Regions from separate parts of the Mus musculus genome. Here region 1 is linked to region 2. A link is a loop called in an ENCODE intact Hi-C map of the cell type or tissue named here. Cell type or tissue: heart. All regions are shown on one strand. Links, peaks and the distances in the headings refer to the core of each region. The heading gives the core; the rest is flanking DNA.

What was found. A loop is a pair of places that touch in the nucleus more often than their neighbours do. Peaks named below come from ENCODE experiments on the same cell type or tissue, not always from the same donor. Only the 100,000 strongest peaks of a DNase experiment are listed, where the experiment ranks them.
Region 1: a loop joins it to region 2, with 2.4 times the contacts of the local background. A loop is called at or near these places in 4 of 42 quality-filtered maps.

The regions. Positions count from the first base shown.
Region 1 is chr2:75,219,386-75,230,443 of GRCm38, reverse strand. The region is part of intron 2 of 2600014E21Rik (a long non-coding RNA gene); the gene reads right to left. Among named protein-coding and RNA genes, the nearest start is that of Gm34401, 61 kb to the left of the region's middle. In heart, for the core only: no CTCF peak of the experiment used is centred there; a DNase peak (open chromatin) is centred at 5,853.
Region 2 is chr2:75,147,713-75,158,770 of GRCm38, reverse strand. All of the region lies in intron 2 of 2600014E21Rik (a long non-coding RNA gene), which reads right to left. Among named protein-coding and RNA genes, the nearest start is that of Gm13652, 15 kb to the right of the region's middle. In heart, for the core only: CTCF peaks have their summits at 6,069 (motif pointing right) and 7,598 (motif pointing right); no DNase peak of the experiment used is centred there; H3K4me3 peaks cover 538 bases; H3K27me3 peaks cover 46 bases.

The DNA.
Region 1 (11,058 bases), core at 1,926-9,925, 71 kb before region 2:
AGCAGCTTGACAACACATCTAAAAGCTCTAGAAAAAAAGGAAGCAAATTCACCCAAGAGGAGTAGACGGCAGGAAATAATCAAACTCAGGGGTGAAATTAACCAAGTGGAAACAAGAAGAACTATTCAAAGAATTAACCAAACGAGGAGTTGGTTCTTTGAGAAAATCAACAAGATAGATAAACCCTTAGCTAGACTCACTAGAGGGCAAAGGGACAAAATCCTAATCAACAAAATCAGAAATGAAAAGGGAGACATAACAACAGATCCTGAAGAAATCCAAAACACCATCAGATCCTTCTACAAAAGCTTATACTCAACAAAACTGGAAAACCTGGACGAAATGGACAAATTTCTGGACAGATACCAGGTACCAAAGTTGAATCAGGATCAAGTTGACCTTCTAAACAGTCCCATATCCCCTAAAGAAATAGAAGCAGTTATTAATAGTCTCCCAACCAAAAAAAGCCCAGGACCAGATGGGTTTAGTGCAGAGTTCTATCAGACCTTCAAAGAAGATCTAATTCCAGTTCTGCACAAACTATTTCACAAGATAGAAGTAGAAGGTACTCTACCCAACTCATTTTATGAAGCCACTATTACTCTGATACCTAAACCACAGAAAGATCCAACAAAGATAGAGAACTTCAGACCAATTTCTCTTATGAATATCGATGCAAAAATCCTTAATAAAATTCTCGCTAACCGAATCCAAGAACACATTAAAGAAATCATCCATCCTGACCAAGTAGGTTTTATTCCAGGGATGCAGGGATGGTTTAATATACGAAAATCCATCAATGTAATCCATTATATAAACAAACTCAAAGACAAAAACCACATGATCATCTCGTTAGATGCAGAAAAAGCATTTGACAAGATCCAACACCCATTCATGATAAAAGTTTTGGAAAGATCAGGAATTCAAGGCCCATACCTAAACATAATAAAAGCAATCTACAGCAAACCAGTAGCCAACATCAAAGTAAATGGAGAGAAGCTGGAAGCAATCCCACTAAAATCAGGGACTAGACAAGGCTGCCCACTTTCTCCCTACCTTTTCAACATAGTACTTGAAGTATTAGCCAGAGCAATTCGACAACAAAAGGAGATCAAGGGGATACAAATTGGAAAAGAGGAAGTCAAAATATCACTTTTTGCAGATGATATGATAGTATATATAAGTGACCCTAAAAATTCCACCAGAGAACTCCTAAACCTGATAAACAGCTTTGGTGAAGTAGCTGGATATAAAATTAACTCAAACAAGTCAATGGCCTTTCTCTACACAAAGAATAAACAGGCTGAGAAAGAAATTAGGGAAACAACACCGTTCTCAATAGTCACAAATAATATAAAATATCTCGGCATGACTCTAACTAAGGAAGTAAAAGATCTGTATGATAAAAACTTCAAGTCTCTGAAGAAAGAAATTAAAGAAGATCTCAGAAGATGGAAAGATCTCCCATGCTCATGGATTGGCAGGATCAACATTGTAAAAATGGCTATCTTGCCAAAAGCAATCTACAGATTCAATGCAATCCCCATCAAAATTCCAACTCAATTCTTCAACGAATTAGAAGGAGCAATTTGCAAATTCATCTGGAATAACAAAAAACCTAGGATAGCAAAAACTCTTCTCAAGGATAAAAGAACCTCTGGTGGAATCACCATGCCTGACCTAAAGCTTTACTACAGGGCAATTGTGATAAAAACTGCATGGTACTGGTATAGAGACAGACAAGTAGACCAATGGAATAGAATTGAAGACCCAGAAATGAACCCACACACCTATGGTCACTTGATCTTCGACAAGGGAGCTAAAACCATCCAGTGGAAGAAAGACAGCATTTTCAACAATTGGTGCTGGCACAACTGGTTGTTATCATGTAGAAGAATGCGAATCGATCCATACTTATCTCCTTGTACTAAGGTCAAATCTAAGTGGATCAAGGAACTTCACATAAAACCAGAGACACTGAAACTTATAGAGGAGAAAGTGGGGAAAAGCCTTGAAGATATGGGTACAGGGGAAAGATTCCTGAACAGAACAGCAATGGCTTGCTCTGTAAGATCGAGAATTGACAAATGGGACCTAATGAAACTCCAAAGTTTCTGCAAGGCAAAAGACACCGTCAATAGGACAAAAAGACCACCAACAGATTGGGAAAGGATCTTTACCTATCCTAAATCAGATAGGGGACTAATATCCAACATATATAAAGAACTCAAGAAGGTGGACTTCAGAAAATCAAATAACCCCATTAAAAAATGGGGCTCAGAACTGAACAAAGAATTCTCACCTGAGGAATACCGAATGGCAGAGAAGCACCTGAAAAAATGCTCAACATCCTTAATCATCAGGGAAATGCAAATCAAAACAACCCTGAGATTCCACCTCACACCAGTCAGAATGGCTAAGATCAAAAATTCAGGTGACAGCAGATGCTGGCGTGGATGTGGAGAATGAGGAACACTCCTCCATTGTTGGTGGGATTGCAGGCTTGTACAACCACTCTGGAGATCAGTCTGGCGGTTCCTCAGAAAACTGGATATAGTACTACCGGAGGATCCAGCAATACCTCTCCTGGGCATATATCCAGAAGATGCCCCAACTGGTAAGAAGGACACATGCTCCACTATGTTCATAGCAGCCTTATTTATAATAGCCAGAAGCTGGAAGGAACCCAGATGCCCCTCAACAGAGGAATGGATACAGAAGATGTGGTACATCTACACAATGGAGTACTACTCAGCTATTAAAAAGAATGAATTTATGAAATTCCTGGCCAAATGGATGGACCTGGAGGGCATCATCCTGAGTGAGGTAACACATTCACAAAGGAACTCACACAATATGTACTCACTGATAAGTGGATATTAGCCCAAAACCTAAGATACCCAAGATATAAGATACAATTTCCTAAACACATGAAACTCAAGAAAAATGAAGACTGAAGTGTGAACACTATGCCCCTCCTTAGAAGTGGGAGCAAAACACCCTTGGAAGGAGTTACAGAGACAAAGTTTGGAGTTGAGATAAAAGGATGGACCATGTAGACACTACCATATCCGGGGATCCATCCCATAATCAGCTTCCAAATGCTGACACCATTGCATACACTAGCAAGATTATGCTGAAAGGACCCTGATATAGCTGTCTCTTGTCAGAGTATGCCTGGGCCTAGCAAACATAGAAGTGGATGCTCACAGTCGGCTATTGGATGGATCACATGGCCCCCAATGAAGGAGCTAGAGAAAGTACCAAAGAAGCTAAAGGGATCTGCAACCCTATAGGTGGAACAACATTATGAACTAACCAGTACCCCGGAGCTCTTGACTCTAGCTGCATATGCATCAAAAGATGGCCTAGTCGGCCATCACTGGAAAGAGAGGCCCATTGGACACGCAAACTTTATATGCCCCAGTACAGGGGAACGCCAGGGCCATAAAAGGGGAGTGGGTGGGTAGGGGAGAGGGGGTGGGTGGCTATGGGGGACTTTTCGTATAGCATTGCAAATGTAAATGAGCGAAATACCTAATAAAAAATGGAAAAAAAAAAAAAAAAAAAAAAAAAAAAGACATTGCTTGACATCAGAGGACACGAGTCCCTGTCCTATTTCTAATATAAAAATCACTCAAAATTCCAGTGAGTGACATGGCCCATCTTCAACTCAACTTGCAATGGACATTTGGTGTAAATATTCAGTGATGCTCTTGGCATCAAAGTTACAGAATATGGAAAATCGCTCGTCAGAGTTCACTGCTACATGGTCTCAGCTATATTGAGTTACCTTGACTTGGTTAATATATTTTAGGTGGGTGAACATTTGGGCCAGGGATGACACACATGATCTGCTGTCAGCTATGAGTGAGTTCTGATCTATATGTGGTCAATCAATCCTCCCCACTGAGGGCTGGGGGACGAGTACATTAGAGAACAGTATTGGAGACAAAAACACCCGAGTTTGCCTCCTGGTTACATTCCTTATTAGCTATAAGCCTTTGAGTAAGTAGTCTAACTTTCTGGGTTTATGATTCACTATACATAAATGGCTGTAATTGTTGCACACATCTTTGAGTAATCTTGTTGGGATCAAATTGAGGTACTCTGAGCAGTAAAGTGGTTATCACACTAGCTACCTGCCATATTTTCAGAAAGTGATGGAAACAGAGCTGTTTGCAACCTTGCTTTGGAGGCTCATTTGAGCCCCTGTGGCACCAACGGGATGCACAACTGTGCTGGCTTCGTCTTCCATCACGGTCTGCCCCCTGCGGTGTCTCTGAGAGCAGCTGATCCTTCTCACTCGTTTTTAGGGCTTCCGTCTTCATTTTCTTCTCTTCTTGTATCAAGGGTTGGTTGCTAGGGAGAGATTCCGAATACAATAAGGCATTTCCTAATGAAGCAGGAGCTCAGGTATGCCATAACAGTGCACGTCCTGATAGTGCCATCCCCAGGCTTCCTGGAATCTGAAGGAGACTCTAGAAGGATCTCAGGGAGGAGGCAGAGCCTCCAGGCACCAGAACACAATTATCATGGTTGTTGGGTCTTGGAGCCATGGCAATATACAAACTCATAGGGGTATTTTTATAAGACTAGATCAAGTGAGACTAGGCTAACCCACTGATCTTAGTCCCAATTCCTTCATGGTCATAGGACTTTACCTTTTCATTTTCTCTTTTTTGTATGTCCAGTCTTTGATATAGCCACTGTTAAACATGTCTTTGATACAGCCATTGTTAAACATTACATTCTCTATGTAAAAACACCTCTTCTTTCATGAAGAGAAGTCAGAAAGAGCCTAAACACAGGAGATTCAAGACAAGAGTCTACATTCATTTTCTGGGTCTGTTCTAACAGAATACCAGTCAGTGGCTTGTTCTCAAGACCATCAACCTGAATGAAACCTTCAGGAGAAGACTCTTTTGTTGTCTTCTCCAGTTTTCTTAGTTGCAGACACATCTTGGCCTGTACCCTCTATGTCTTTCTTCATAGAGGGGTGTCTCCTCTTACAAGGGCACAACCTGCATCTGTCTCCAAAGTGTTGGAGTGACAGGAGTAAGTCACCATGGCTAGCTTAGAATTTTGACATAGTTATTTAGGGGTGAGGGATCGACCATGCACTAGACCTCTGTCCTATTCAGGTAGTCCTTAGGTAGAAAACATGGTGAGAGCATCTGTCCTCAGGCTTAGAGGTATGCTTTTTAAAACTTATTTATTTGTTTGTTTATTAAGATTTATTCATTTATTATAATAGCGGACACTGTAGCTGTCTTCAGACACTCCAGAAGAGGGTGTCAGATCTCATCATGGATAGTTGTGAGCCACTATGTGGTTGTTGGGATTTGAATTCAGGACCTTCAGAAGAGCAGTCAGTACTCTTAACCACTGAGCCATCTCTCCAGCCTCTAGAGGTATGCTTTATTCAACCTCAGGGTTTACCATCAAAAGTCAAATCCCCCTCTCAGTATCTCGTACTTTTAAAGCTAAGCCACGGTTCAACAGACTTTGTATATGCTTTATTTGAGGTCTTTTTTAAATTCATGTTTTCATCTTATCTTGCTTATGTGGTTGTAGCCTCCAGCACAGGCCCTAAGGAACTCAGAAACACCAGTGCATCCAATAAGCCTCTAAGAATCATACTGAGAATCAGCGGGCAAGGCATTCTAACAATCCCCAAATGTGTTTTTAACACTGTTATTGTTGTTTTAACATTGAATACACTTACCCAGGAAATCCAGGCTTCTTTCTGAAGCATTCCAACTGCTGTGTTTATACCCGGTTGCCACACAACAGTTATTCCTACTGTGTTTTAGTTGGCAAGGGCTGGAGGAAGGGTTTCTGTAGCCAAGTAGCCTCAGATAGGGAATCTTTCCAATCCCTGGAGACCTGGCCCAGTCCCAGAATCAATAGTTACTGAAACACGAGCCAAAGCTGTCTCATCCAGGGCTTCGGCTAACCTTGGACCAAGCCCCGATTTAGACCCTAAATCCAGATAGGAAGAGCCAGCTGAAAAAATAGAGCCCACCCACGGTTACAGATAAATAAGTAAAAACTGCATATTTTTTCCATTAGGAGAAAGGGGGAAATTCTACAAAAGATATATTAAATTATACATTCCCTTTCCTCTGCAAAACCTCACATGCAGCCATGTTGCCAATCTCCTGAATTAAAAATGGATAAACACGTCTAGTATTTTACTATCATTGCATATTATCTAGAACACAGAGTACAGAATTATGTCACCATCACCGAGTTCTTCTCCTATTTCCATACGTGTTTCAAAGACAACAAAATAGAAATATAAATTATTTAAATAGCAGGGTATATATCACCCATCTTTCTCCATGGGATGCATTATTCATTCACTCTACTAACTTGGAGTATAATAACATTCCCCATGCCCTTGGATTCTCAGGTATGTAAGTCAGATGTGCCTGTACATAGCCCAGGAAGACTTTGTGCAGCAATTATGGTTCAGTGTGACATTTGATATAAAAACAGCATATTGGGCTTGGTGATATAGCTCAGTAGTAGTGTGTGCCTAGCAGATGCAAGACTCTGAGCTCCAACTGGTACCACACATACATAAAGCTTACGGAGGACAGTGTTATGGTCATATATAAATAGTGAAGTTTTGTCTTGGAGGAAAAAAAATTAAAGCAGTATAGCATGTTCTATAAAGGTTTTATCTTCGTGTTGCTCATAAGCATGGCTCCAGCAGCAGTATGAAGTCACACCAGCAGCACGTGCGACACTGGACTTACTTTATTCTTTGATGTGAATAGTATTTGTATATATGCATATGGGGTCTGTGTGTGTGTGTGTGTGTGTGTGTGTGTGTGTGTGTGTGTGTATGTGTGTGTGTGTGTAAGTTGGCCTTGGGTGTTTTCCTCCACTTAGGTTTGTTTTCTAAAGTGAAATCCCTCATTGAACCTGGGGCTCACTGATTCTTTTAGTTTAGCTATCCAGCATGCCCCAGCGTTTTCCCTTTCTCTGCCTCCCAAGTGCTGGGATTACAACAGTTTACCATAGCTGCTCTACTCTTAAGTGGGCGAGAAGAATCTGAACCCTAGTCTTTAGCACCGAGGTTTACTCAACTACACAGCACAAGGTTCATTTCATTCATTGAGCTACCTCCTCAGCCTCTTACATGAACACTTAAAAATCAACTCAACTGTGTCCTTACGAGTCAGACAGCTCTTATGAACAGCTCATTGTGAGTACTCTAATAGTTTTGCTGTGACGAGGGTGGGGTTCTGTTCAGCAGTTCCATCTCTCTGTTTTGCCCTTTTGCCCAGTGAAGCATTTCTGATGACCACTTTCTCCGACATCCTGTCCAGAGAAAAGCTGCCCTTGTTCTCTTTCCTGACCAATCAGCACATTACACCTTTCAATTCAGGATGCACAGGGGAGCTGTGGTTCCCCTGGAGGTAGGGTGGAGGCAGGCTACAGAGTAGAAAGGAGGATCAGAAGCAGGCAGAGTGAGACCAAAGGCAGGGAGGGAGGCGATACGGAACACAACAGGCTTTATCAGGAAATGGCTCTTCTGGACTCAACTGGAAAATAGAATCAAACACCATGATTAAAAAAAAATGTAATCCATGGTAAGAAAGTCTAAAATAATTTACACCGGGCATTAAAGTGTTTTGCGTGAGAATATAGCATGATGTAGACAGCCCAAGAATTACGTCTTTCATTAAAAGGTTTGCAACTCACTGTGCTTTGAGAGAACTCTTCGCAGTTTTTCTGCCTTGCGATGGTTTTTTATTTTAAACACTGCCTTCGCCCTAAGGACTTAGGAATGCAAATGCATGGGAGTCGCGCAGCCTCTGGGTTTTGACTTCATTGTTGCTGCCTACTAATCACCCCCGTTTTACCTGCTCGTGTCCAGGTCAAAGGCGAACAGTTATACCACCGCTGCCCCTCAACCTCATGTACCCCGAACTCGGCTATAAAGTAAACTGTCAATTCTTTCTTCATTATTCAGAGTTAACACTCACTAGTTCAAAGCCCACATGAGATCCTGCATCAGGGATGATATACATTAAGGTTGGGGATTAAAGGGAAATCAGTTACATGAAAGAAAGGTGTTTTTGCTACAAATCTTAGGTGCATGTGTCAAGAAGTATATTCATTGCCTACTTTAAAAAGAAACCAGGACAACTCCCAGAGATATATACCTGCATCTGGCCTGCCTTTCCATGAGAACTTTTCCTGTTTGAAGTGGGGCGAAGGTTAGGAGGCAAGCATCTCTTGATGGAATTCACGTGCAACTTTTTTTTTTTTCTAAATCAAAGTGTAATTCTGATATAGGCACTCGTGAAAAACAGAAAGCATGTTTAGACAGCAAGAGCCCTGTGCTTAGAAGCAAGACAGACAGACGTGGGGGAGCTACAAGATGTGATCAGCTGAAAATTCAAAAGTCCCTTCTGACCCAAGGACTCCATCATTTTATTGATGGCTGCCTCATTATCTTCAAGATGTGGCTGATCTGTTTAGAGTGACTATCTTCTCTTTGGACACAGATCTGGGGGCTGCCTAATATGAACCAGGGGACCTGTTACAAGTTACTCGCATTTTAGGAATTATTCCGTTAAATTCCGTTAAAGTCACTCCAGAAACCCAGAATTTCTGGGTTCTGCTGTTTATCATCCTTATCACCACGACTCACTACATAACTCGGGCTATTTGAAAGCGAGTTTTCGAATCTCATGCAATATCGAATACAGAAACCACTGTGATTATATTCTACACAATGGCTGGCGGTCCTTTGTATAAAATGGCAAAACAAACAATAGCTGCATTGTGGCTAAGCAGTTCGCAGCATATAAAAGGAAGGTTGTGTGCAAATTAAATGTGTCAATATTAATTTGCAAAATGCCCATGTTCTGCAACAGGTCTGGCTTGGGAGGCCAAGTACCTTCGGATCTCTATGATTTTACTAATGTCCTCCCTGCTCCCAGCACAGTATCTGGCATGTGGGATGGGTTTGATAACTCGGTCTCACACTGGGTCTCAAGCATCCTCACCTCTCTCTCATGCCTCTCCTAAGGTACCCTGAGCCTGCTGGTTCTCAGACATTACAGTGGGAAGGTCAGAGAGGATAGGTCTTCTATCCCATGTGTTTCTGGCCTCCTCTTTCTCTGATCAAGGTTTGATAAGCCAGGGTGTTATCTGAGCACACCCCCCCACCCCCGAAGCAGATGCGTGTGAAATTCATTTCTGCCTTTCACTCAGAGTCAAGCATTGCTAGAAGACTCTGGAGGCCTGGGTGGGGCTGTGTGATCTGCAAGCTTCTGGGTAAAAGCTCTCTCCTCCTGCAACTTGCTGAATATTTATGTGGGTAAAAGAAATAGTGAAAAAACCCCTTCTGTCTCTTCGCTTTGCACCCAGCTCGGTCATTTCATCATTTCCATCTGGCTTTGCTGTTGTATAACAAAACATCAAAGTGACTTGGCAAGGCTCATCCTACAAATATGCTTTTATTGTCTGCGTCCGTTCAGCTCCGTCCTGTCAGTAAAGGAGAATGTTTTATTGTGGTTACTGTCACTTGTTTCATGGCAAGAACTAACCTAGCAACTGTTCCCAGCCATGAATAAATCTAATGGTTTTATAATTGAGGAAAAAAGAAATATGTATTAACCCCTTCCTTTGGGCTGGCAGCGCTATTGAATACAATCTTCTTTCTAGGCATCTAAACAAAATGAAGGTCAGAAAAAGCCATCAATTTGCTCACGATCACATAAGGCTTCAGAGAAGCTCATGACAGTGAGTCGGGATCCGCACTCTGGTCATGTGACAAGGGCACCTCAGCATGCTCCATACAGTGTTTAGACTTTTGCAAGCTCATCAGACATACAGACCCACTAAATACCAGCTCTGCTTACTCATCTGGACGGGACTCATTTACTCAGTATTTCTCTCTCTTATAAAGAACATACAAGCACCCGGACTTTTAAACAATAACAAAAGCAGCAGCAACAAGGACAACAACAGAGTTCTGCCTACTTCATAATGGCAGTGGGGAGACTCAATTCAGAATAGTATTTTGCCCAATAGGACACATTGGTACATAAGCATCTTTCATGCTGATCTTTAATACCACTAACAGATTCTGCAGACATTGCAACCAGAGACCCCTTGAAATACCCTGACAGGCAGATGAGAAACAAACTTAAGATAAGTTAAGATGTAAGAACAAGACACCACAAGATTTATGGTTTTGTTTTGTTTTTTCATTTCGACTGGGATAACCTAGTTTTAACTACACACAATACTACATATTGCCCACTAGTAAGTGTTTGTCTTAGGATACCACAGAACTCCAGAATGTGCTCATTAAGTCTTTGTTACACACCAAGAGGCTATTGGCTGTCAGGGGAAGGTGAGCAAGTGAGTGGATTATCAAATGGGCACTAATAACCTTCTGCTATAGCAAAATATACTCTAATGATGTCAGAACAAGAAACAGTGGTTTCTAAAATACTTTTATTTACTTAGAGTATAATAATTTTAAAGTTAATAAATTAAATAAAGGCCATATTCAATCTGTGTCACAGTGACTGAATAATTGATTATAACTTGGTTTCATATTCAAGGTCAGAATATATAAAATGGTCTTGCCAAACAAGCCAGCAAAAGTAGACAATTGTTCCATTTTATTTGTGTATATAATTTGCAGTACTCAATGCTTGTATTGATGAGAGTTTTCCTCATAACAGGTCATGCAGAATTATCAATAGGAATTCAAAGAATGCTGCTAAGGTATGAAATTACACAAACCAATGAGTGCAGAGTAAAGGCCCTGGAGGTGGACAGCCTATTGGATTTTTTCAATGGAAAATTATGTGTTTATGATGTGTCATTTTATAAAGTTATTGTGATGGAAAATTAAATCTCAGTTTGAAAGAGATGAATAAGGGTGAGAATAATTTTCATCTTATACAGGAATTTTACCTTTTCTTCTAATGGCGTTTCTTCTAAGCTGCTAGTTATACATGTCAAAATTATGCACATATATGCACATAGAAATGTTGTAAATACATGTTTTTCTAT
Region 2 (11,058 bases), core at 1,505-9,504:
TTCCAGTAAGCAGCTGGCTGGGCTTGGGCAACATTTCCAGTCTCCCTGAGACGCAACTATTCTTTATCTGCAAACCCAAATCTCAAGAGTTTAAATCCTCCGTCATGTTTCCCCTTAGCTCTGAGCATCCCACAGTCGGTGTTTTCCATCAATAAAGACATTGTGTGAGCCTTGGAGGTTCAGCCACAGCAACTAGCAAGGATCAGTGGTCAGAAAGGGAGTAATAACTTAAGCATGTTGGATTAGCAGCTGAGGACACATGAGGAGAGCATCTCTCCCAAATTCCATGCAGCAGTTTTGTCAATAGGAGAGGCAAGCATGGGGAAGGGGTCGTTTCCAGGAAGGGCAAGGCGAACCAGAATGTCATCCCGACTCAAGGCTTTGGAAAGAAGGAACAAAGAAGTGCAGAGTGAGAATTTTACTGTTAAGAATAAAACACAAGCTTACCCGAGTCTGTGCATGAATAGAAACATCTAGCCAGTAAGACACATCTGACCACCATGCCACATACTTCTCTTGACTCTGAACCTCTGTTGCAGTGGCTACTAGATCAGATCAGATCAGATCAGATCTATCCCTTCAGGTCAGATCAAGCAACCATGACCTTCAAGTCCACAGAGTTCTCCTTGGTAGCCAAAGTCTAAAGTTGACTCACAGAGGTGTTAAATTTGACACCTGAAGCAACACTGAGATATTACTTTGAGTGCTTCAGCCTGAAGGTTCTAGGTGGGATGGGGGAGATGATGATGAAGCTAATTTTTCTTGGAAAAAACATGTTCCCAGAAGAGCAGATTCCTGCCAGAGAAAAAACGGGAAAGGGGGAGAGGGGTGGGGTGTGCACAACATGGCTACTTCAGCTATAGTCTGGACAAGACATGGTGTGTCTGTGTTTTGTCTCCTTGCTTACTTTGCAGTGAGAAAAAAGGTTATAGCTTTTATACACTCTGTATTTCTGAAGCATTTTACATTAAAAACATATTCTTTTTATTAAAGAAATAAGCAATAAGTAATAATGGTACAAAGTAAGAATTTTATAATTCTCCTAAAGTATGTGGATTTCTTTTAAAGCATGATATATGAAGTAATGTGTGTGTGTGTGTTTAGGGAAACCGTAGTTAGCATAGAACTTCAGAGGAAAAAATGTAATTATTGATTTCTTTTTCCTTTAATGAGATATTACCTAGGAACCACAGCCAAGGTGTGGCTACTCAGGTCACTTAACCGTTAGCCCCTCTTCACATGTAAATCGAAGGCTTCTAACTGGCCAGTATGTTTTCTCCTTCTCTAAGAATGGTCCAAGACTGACATAAACCCTTACTTGGAAAATTAATTGTTTCATCTTGGTTCAATTTTATTTCTAAAGCTATCCACAAGCTTTTGGGATAGACTACCCCTAAATTTAGTCCATCACATTTACTACACCATAAAGCCACACGGTCTGCCTGGGTCTTAAAACAGACTCTTCTCCTTACGCATTTGAAACTCAGTTTCTCTTCCTTGGTCCAATGAGATGGAGGAGCCTGGCTGGCAGTTGTTAATTTGCTCTCCTGATATCTGTTTGTTTTGTTGTTGTTGCTATTTGGGTTTTTGTTGTTTGTTTGTTTTATTTGTTGGGTTGGTTTTTGTTCCCCCATGCCCCTATCCCTAGAATCAATGTCTTCAACTTGCTTCCTTGTGCACACACTCTCCAACCCTTCCTTGTTATTGTCCTCTTTCTATAAATCAGTTAGCACACACATATTTTTAGCTATAGACTCAATGTATGTTATTTAATAAGCATCTGTCCTATGATGAAATCTATGCAAGGGTTAGTTCCTTGCCATGGATGGCACTGTCTTAATGAGTACAATACAACACTCCTTACGATAATAATTTCTGGAGTGCTAGATCCCCCTGCCCCCCAGCTTTATGCACAATTAGCATCTCTACCTAGATGTTCTCCAACCACCAACCTCTCTTAAAGGAAGTCACTGTTAGCAGATGTCTATGCTAGTTCTTCTAGTGAGTTCTAGCTTCATCCTAACACCACACACACACACACACACACACACACACACACACACACACACATTTGTTTCTTGATTTTTCAACCACCAGTAGCTCTGACTTCTCTCATCTTTTCTCTGGGTTAACTTTTTTTTCATTTTAATAGGCGACTCTATATTTTTAAATGATTTAATTACACCTCTACTTCAGGATCCATTAGCTTTAAAATAAATAGTTTCGGACCTTCATACTCATAGAGAATTAACATGTGAGCTAGTGCCTCAGGACTTCTGTCCGGGGGTAGCTTTTCTTTTACACCACCAGAGTTTGTAACAGTCAGATTCTGTTTTGTAAGTGGTATGACTTCTGATATGATTAATTTGGAAATAGTACTTGCTGAAGACACAAGAAGAAATGATACTTAGCCACCCTTATGGCATTCAAAATAGAATATTCTGAGTATGTCCTTTGAGTAGATTGTCTGTTCCCGAGTTCCAGCAAACCCTCACAATCACACAACAATTTCTTTCCTATTAGAGTCAAAACATTTGGGGCAGTGTTATAAATACTGTAATTGGTTGTAAGAAGTTGAAGCTCCTTAACTTAAGGAATTTGCTGCTGAGATACAGAGTAAAGTGAAAGAAAGGAAAAACCAAGAATAAATCCTCCGAGGTATTTAGATTGTGAAGTGGGAGAGAGTCAGTTATTCCAGGTGGGAGAAGAGAAACAAAAGCGAGAGACAGGGCACCTTGACTGGCAGCTGCATCTCGGTCCTATGTGATGGCAGAAGGTGGTTCTTAAAAGCAAAACCGTGGCACTGTCACTGTCACTGGAATAAAGAACAGAAGCCGAGGAGAGAGAACAGCATTTGTTGTTTGTAATAGCCCTTGTCACAGTTTCATCAGTGAGTAATTTGGGTAATTATCCATTTGATGCTGTCCTTCCCCACCAGATTTTATGTCCTACAAAGAAAACTTAAAGATATTATTTCTTCTGTGAATCCAAACATCTTGGGCAGTGTCTAGAGCCTGATAAGAACTTAGTGACTTAATATTGTTAAATAAAGAAATGCTGGGAGCTTCTGGGATATACACTGTTTGTGTTAGTCCTTTAAGAAGTATTTACAAGTAGCTGAGTTACAGATTAGAAGAGGGACTGCTCTTCCCAAAGACGACATGTTATCCCGGAGGATACAGTCCATGCTTTCTATGACCGCTGTGTTGACAGAAAGGCTACCTGCCTCTCCAGATCACAAAACCAGAGCTGGATCCTACCTTTTATCTACCTGCTGCCCAAACAACTGAAAGTATACCGTTAGCTGATCCAAAGTACTGGCTGGAAGCATAAACTTCCATTGCTCTTCGTGACGTCATTGCAGAAACCTGGGTGTGTCCGCCGTTGGAACAGTATTCAACAGCAGCCCTAATAAGTCCTTTGTAAAACTTGCTGCTCCCCCAAGGAATTCATCCTTCTACTCCCTCCTGTCTGGACATTTTCGTCTTCTGCAGAGGTAGTTACTCACTCACGCCTCTGTCTCACGGTCTAAAGTATAGGGCTAAGTAGCAGCAGAAAGTTCCGTCCCATGGTGGTGTTGTGATAGCCTAGCACAGGGCTGGGCAAACAGGAAGTGACTTACTGAACCTAAGTAACTCTCAATAAAGAAAATCTGTGACATATAAATGTAACGAGTTTATTATGCAAATACTCGCTCATTTTCCAAAGAGATACTTTGTATATATGTCTAGAGTACCACCCCACCCAAGCAGAGGAGGAAAGAAAAAACAATTAAAAGAGCATTGGCTCTCTAAGCCAGAGAGAAACGTTAAACCCCTTTTCAAATGAACCTATTCAGGGCCTCGTCTGTAGGGTATAATATTTCTAAATCACGTTATGACAAAAGAAACAACGAAGAGTACAGAAATGATCTTCTCTAAGTGCTGCTTCTTTCAATCAAGCAAGAAGAATGTTAACCAGGAGGGTTCCTCCCAAGTCCCCCTCCATTCCTCACCCATGTCGGATATTTACTTTCATTTTGTAGGCGCTGTTCACAGCCAGGCTTATGAAATCTGGAATTCATCTCTAGACAATAACTAATCCTTACTGATTACCAACAAAAAAGTCAACAAAGATATTTTCCTGTTTACGTTCTTATCAGACTGTATCAGAACCAGCTGTTCTCAAGTTTGTTGTTGCTGCCTTTTTTTTAATCCCAAAGGATAAATTCTCCACACTATTCTCTGAACACATGCATACAAACCTGCCTCTTAATACATTCTTGCAATTCTAGCTGAAGTATTTAAATGGGTGGGGAGGAGACCCCCCATACTCTTCTGTGACTCAAGAATAGAATGTCCTACCTCTCAAGGTTGACTCTCCTTTCAAACTCGGGATATACTAGAATCTGCCCCACCTCGGCAGTGTCCTGCTTTGCAAGGGTGCCTCCTGACTCTGCTCAGAGTGTCTGTGTGGAACTTTGTGCTATCCGATGTAACTTTAACCTATAAAGTGGAGACAACGGTAGGAATATGAGGATGTTGCAATTTCAAACCAATAACAGGCGACCTCTCTGCTCTGCTTCCCATCAACACCAACCTCCTGTGAGATAAGCAGTGAGTAGTTTGCCTTCTTGGAAGAGAGGCATAATTGTTGCATTGCCAAGGAGGCAAGAATGTGTAGTGGTCCAGCCAACGTGGCTTTGTGGAATGTGCTGCTATCCGAGTTGCTATATAGCTCTGGGCAAGCAGTTAACCTTTGGTGTCTCGGCTACTTCATCTGTAAAATAAGGATAAGAGCTGTGCACAGGTGTGATGCCTGGACTAATTAGTATAATTATCATTATTGATGGGAAAATAATGCTGGTCACTGATATCATATCTCATATTAGCACTAGGAATCATTTTTATTTCCTCTACACAGGATCCATTTTATAGAAGTCTGTAAAAAAAAATCTGATGACAAGAGCCATTTGTATTCAGAGCCTGGGATGGTACAGTCAAACCAATAGTATCTACCTAAGCTCAGCTCCTTAGGAGACATTTGTGATCATTTGTATTTAGAAATTTTCTAAATGTAGGCTAAATATGTACACTACAGAAACTCTAAGAAAGTTCTCATGGCTCACCCTCAAGTAGTAAGCTCCACGGCAGAAGAATGCTTCCCAAGTCAGAACGAGGCAACAACATGACCTTCTAGAACAAGTCTAGATGGAGTCCCAGAGTTTAGAGAAATCAAAGCCAACTCCAAGTGTATCCTGAAGACATTGTTCATATGTCCAACATCATCCACTGCTATGTGGCTATCTGCCCCATAAGGACCCCAGGTCAAGCAGCCAAACACCAGAGCAGACAACAGAACTTCAGATGCCATTGTTTCAGGGCTGTGGGGACAATAAAGTGGACCTTACTTCCACCATGGTACAGCTAATGACTTCATGCATCAATGACAGTGCAATTGAGGAAATTAAAAAAAAAAGTCTTTCTCTTGATTCTGAGCTAAATATTTGAATTATTCTTCCCGTGATTTTTTTTACATGTTGGCAAAAAGTGACAATGAGCCATTAAAGGAAGCATGGAAGGCTGAAGCTACCAAAAAGGTCAATGCTCAGTGCCACAACGATACAGGCCTCTGGATCCCTCCGAGTAGACACACATTGATGACAGGAAACCTTAACTCCGGCTGTGAGTGAGTCCTTCCCGACTGGAATTCTCTTTCCATGAGCTGAGCCAACACTAAGGCTCAAATTTCCAATGTCTGAAGCCCAAAATTACCTTCCTGTCACACAGAGACCTCTAACTTTTCCCTCATATTAACTTCAGAATTCTTGGTAACAACTTCTTCCCACCAGAACCATTAAATCTATGACCGTTCCTGCCTTCACCTATCAAATGAAACATACCAATTAGCATTTTTAGCAGATGTGTACTACATCATTAAACTCGATTAGGAATCCCTTCGTGATCAACATCCATCTCTCTGTGTCTTGCTTGAAGGTTAATAATGTCTGACTGACACGGGGGAAGGGACTGTATTTATGCAGTGAAGACCTGGGTGTGACATCCAGAGAGAACACTTCTGCCTCAGTCCACTAGAGGGCGCTTTCCCAAGATGGGAGAAGGACCAGAAGCAGACCCTCAGTTCCTCGACCTAATGACTGCCATTCAGAGGTTGAGAGGAAGCAGCCTCAGCTTAGCTGGCTCTCTGTTCTCACCATCTGTGGTTTCTCTTTCTAGTGATACCTCTCTCCAAATGTCAGAAGTCAGTGATGGCTAGGTCACAGGATGGTAGCAAGAAAAATTGCCCTATTGGGCTGTCTAAAATAAACATCAGGTTTCAGTCTTCAAAATCGATGTTGAGTGAGATTAACTAGACCATAATTCCTGAGTTTGAGACGTCCGTGGATTCTGCAGCCTTGTGTGTATGGCAGAGTGAATGGCGCGTGTATGTTATGGGGAAAGTGCCTGCATTATATATAATGCATAAGGAAATGTACCTAGCCTTTAGCATACCAGATGTTTCTGCTTAGAAGCCTGAGTTATCTGGGAAATGTAGTAGGACATTTTGCAGTAAATACCCTACTTGATTGACTTGTTTTGAGGCCTCACCACTTAGGCTGATTTAGCTCATTTAGGAAGGAATATAAATTTTAGCAATGAAAGACAAAGCCTACACATTTCCTTTTTTCCTATGTTTTATATTTCATAAAAGGGGTGGGGAATGGGCCTGTTTAGGTGAGCTCTATGTTGGTGGTAAGGTGAAATGCAAGACATTTTCCCTATCTGTAATATTGTTCAGTGTAGCAAACCCTTTTTCTTGTTACAGTACAGTAAATGGGGTGTTTAATTTGGAATTCAATGTAGTCGTGAGTCAAGGTGCAGCAGTTTTATTACAGAAATACAATTTTATTGGAGGCTGAAGATTTAATCTACACCTTACGTAGAGAGCCATAAATGGCAAACCTATTTTACATTTTGCATAGCATCTGATATATGTAATTCCTGGACTAATTTTAGAGTTTGAGGCGGCGGAAGAGTCGCGATACTTAGATTTAAATTCCTCAACGCCTCAGCTACAGATGACATTTTCAAATGAACATTTTCCTGCTTCTTAGTCATGGGTCTGAAGCCACTTCTTCCCTGTGGTGACTAAGCTGTGTACCACATTCCTTTTGCAGCTCTCCGACTAGGTGAGCCACAAAGCCACCCTGAGACAACCTCGAATTGCAGCAAATGCATCCTTTGTTTAAATTTGTCTGGGAGGTCATTCAACTTGAAAGTAAGGTGCCTAGATGATGTGGGCACTTTGCTTCAGATTGTTCTTAATGTGTTGTGGTCATATTTTTATCTGTTCAGATATATGTATTGAGAATAAAATATTTGCAATGTAAATTTTGAAGGATTGAATAGGAAATAAATGTCAGATAGTATTAGCTGGAAAACTAGAACTACGTTTGAATCCAAGTTCCAAATTTGATGAATAATGCATTTTCTTACACACACACACACACACACACACACACACACACACACACACACACGACAGCCTTTCCATCTGTTTGTCTTTGAAGCAATATCCGGAAATCAACATTTCTTACCGCTTCTTCACCACCAGGTGGCGCCCTTTGTTTATGGACATCTGTCCATTCCCCCCACCCCCAAAAGATGCTTCCAGATAAATAGCTCCAGAGCTAAAATACTGTTGCAAACACAAAAATTTAACGTACTGAGATAAAAAAAAAAGCTAGAGCTTTTCAAGCATTGGTATAATAAACCTTGCTTCAAGACTCCTCTTGCTACTAGATTTAAGAGCATCACACATTTTCCTATTTACAATTCCATATCCAAATAGCTGTTGTGTGTGCCATAAACAGTGTCCCAGCAAGTCTGCTTTACACAGCGCTATCATTTTATACTTGTAGATGTTTGGCACCTGCACTCAAAAGGAAAAAAAAATCAAATTTCTGCTTTAGATTTTTTTTCCTGTCTTAAAAGCCTAAACCTCATAGAAAAGAAAATGTTTTTCCTTAGACAAAAGAGAGTGGTGGAGCAGCTGTCAGTAGGAGAGAGTCAGCTCTTCTTCCAGTCAAGTTCTTTTCTCTTCAATTGAAGATCTAGTTAGGGGCAGTCTGAGACCATCATGGCTTTGGTCCTGTTAAAACAGTTAATCTGAGCTAAATGCTATTGACGAAGGTACATTATCTCATAATGGTATTTTAAAGAAATTAATCAAAACATAAACAAAAGGCAATGATATATTGTTTTAAATCAGAACCTCAATTCGCTTGTGGAAAGGACTGTGGAATGAGTTTACCTGAGCTAGCTTCCAATGGCCAACCTTGCCCTGGAAAGGTTGCTTATTCACAATGAAATACTCTGTGCCACCTCTGCCTTGGGTCCGTTTCTTAAGGGCGATTATGAACCACGAGGCAGGAAGGTCTATTAATGACAGACTCATTTGGTATCGTCATAGAGCTCCATTTCTCACTGACGCGCCGTTTCCATTGCATTAAAAAAAATTTTTTTTTCCCTACAGGAATTTTGCTTTCCTTGTGCTCAACACCTTTGAATTTTGCTCACGCATCTGCTAAGCAGTGAGTAGAAGATCTGTGCGTGTGTGCTTTGTTTGAGCGCCCCCGTGGCCTGAGAAATTTGGCTCTCCTGCTGGTGTACAAACTGGTTCTGTAACGGGGAAGTTCAATGCATGAGCCCTTATACAACAGATGCAGCCTCACCATCTTCGGTCCGCTAGCACACAAGAAAATGGTGGCACAGGCAGTTAATGCACTGTGCCCACCAGATCTGCCCTGGAGAGGATTCTATTCTTCAATCTCAGAATCAGGCTGCTATTTTCAAAGGCTGCTAGGCAGTGGCGTAAACGGGTTTGTTTTGTTTAAATGTTCTGACCGACTGTGTTCCTGTTTGTGGGTGGGTGGGTGGGAGGGTGCGCGAAGCCCGAAGCCGAATCCGCTATGAATGTGTGAGGGAGTGATGGGTCGCTCCAGTCAAGAATAAACACTCCGGCTGAGAGTGAAAACAAACCTGACTCTGAAGCACACTTCCTGGAACTAAATGTTCACAGAGCCGGTGATGAATTTGACCTCAATGGCTTCATCCAATTCAGCATTCACTGCTTCCAAATTGGAGTTGAGAAACTGTAAACACTTGGCCGGGGTTGTTTGTTTTATTTTGTTGTTGTTGTTGTTGTTGTTCTGTTTTGTTTCCTAACATCCTCTAAAAAGCAAAAGCAAACCTTTGCTCAATTTTAACCTTGGAATCTCCTGCTCATTCATGCCTTCTTTCTTTCTTTCTTTCTTTCTTTCTTTCCTTTTTTTTTTTTTTTTTTTTTTTTTTTTTTTTTTTTTTTAGCTAGAAGGGAAGAAAGCAAAACCAACCTTCTCTTCATTTCTTCTTATTTATCAGAGCTTACAAATGCTGCCGTGGCTCTTTTTAAGTGTGGAAATTCTCATTTTTTTTTTTTCTGCAGCATTTCAGTCTCACACAGAATCCTTGGGGATATGGCAAGGAGCTAACCAACTGCACATGGGAAATGAGACTGGGTCTTGGCTGGAAAAGCTGCAGCCTTGGCTAATTTTCCACTGAGAGCAGAAGTCACGAGTGACTTTGTTGTTGTTGTTGTTGTTGTTGTTTCTAGCGTAATGACTTCAGCTTGTCACCGAGTGGTGGTAGGATCAAATTTAGACCTATGAACCTCCTAGAGCGTCCCACAAAATTTAATTTGACTTCTCTCCATAAACATTTTCACTGTTTTCAAGTGCGTCATAAACAGGTTAAAGTTTAAAGAAAAAAGCCCACATCCAGACAGAATTATAAAAGGCTACTGTCTACAGATGAGAAATAGCCCTGTTAGACCCACCAGCAGGTTACGTAATGTGTGCTGTAGACCACCAGGGGCTGATCTGAAAACACTAATACCTTTTTCACGGAACCATTAGCTAGAGTCAAACACAGTGTCAGCGTGAAAAGATAGAAGGTTGACCCAACTGCCTGTATTTGTGAGCCTTTGTTTTCCTTCTTGGCACTCAAAGCAGACATCAGCGTGTAATTTTATGATTTAAATATGTTACCTGATATACTGTTTTCTCATCTCTTTGAGCATAGATGCATTATTTTGTGATACTATCTAAAGCTGACTTGTCAGTGAACACTAAAGCTCTCAAGAGAGATGTGATTTAAAGCTAAGAAGAAGCAGTTAGCAGTCATTTGTTCTGTTCTTACATTTTGAGATCACATTAATGGATTTATTCTGAAATGTAAATCTTAAAAGCAGTATCTGCCTCCAATCTTGAAGCGTAGATCTGGAACTCACGGAGTGAGTGTGCCTAAGTTTCCGGCCTTGAGCGACCAGTCATCATATAAAACCTATTCTACATTGTAGCTATTTGCTAGGCCTCTATGTGGCCCAGTATTATTTGCCCTGTGGCTCTCAAACAAAGCCAGCCCAAACCATTCAGGACTGCAGCTGAGCAGTAAAGCCGTGTCAGCGGCCCCCAGTCAGACACCACAAGAAGGATCATGTGATTATGTAGTCCAAAAATTAAGTTTCGTGTTCTTAATTGGTGCCATATCCTGTCTAAGGTCCGCGGTGCCTAAATCAAAGGGACACAGGAACCTGCACGAGAGAAAAAAAAAATCAGCTCCTTTCATCCCCTGGCTCAAAGGTTCTTCCCCTCAGCACTAATTTTGGTTTGAACACTTTCAGGCAAAGACAACAGGAAACAGTAAACATGGCAACACCGTGAAAGTAATTTGTGAATGTATTCTTTCTCTTCGTGTTCAAAGGGTGAGCTCTACAGGCATCAGAGGAAACCGCTGTACCATTAAACTCGGGGCTGACGAAAACAGCCACCCCTCCAGCAGAAATGGGGACCCCCATCTTCATTTCATAAATCTTCCCCAAATATGCCAAAGCCAGGAACTGACTGTCTGTCACATCAATGGCCCAAAGCCTGGGTGCGTCAGCGCAGTGTGTTCAAAGGGGATCGAGAGTATCTATCTGGCAACAACTTTGGGAGCAGGGAGGCAATTATAACTGACATCCAGATGTCTGGCGGGGTGG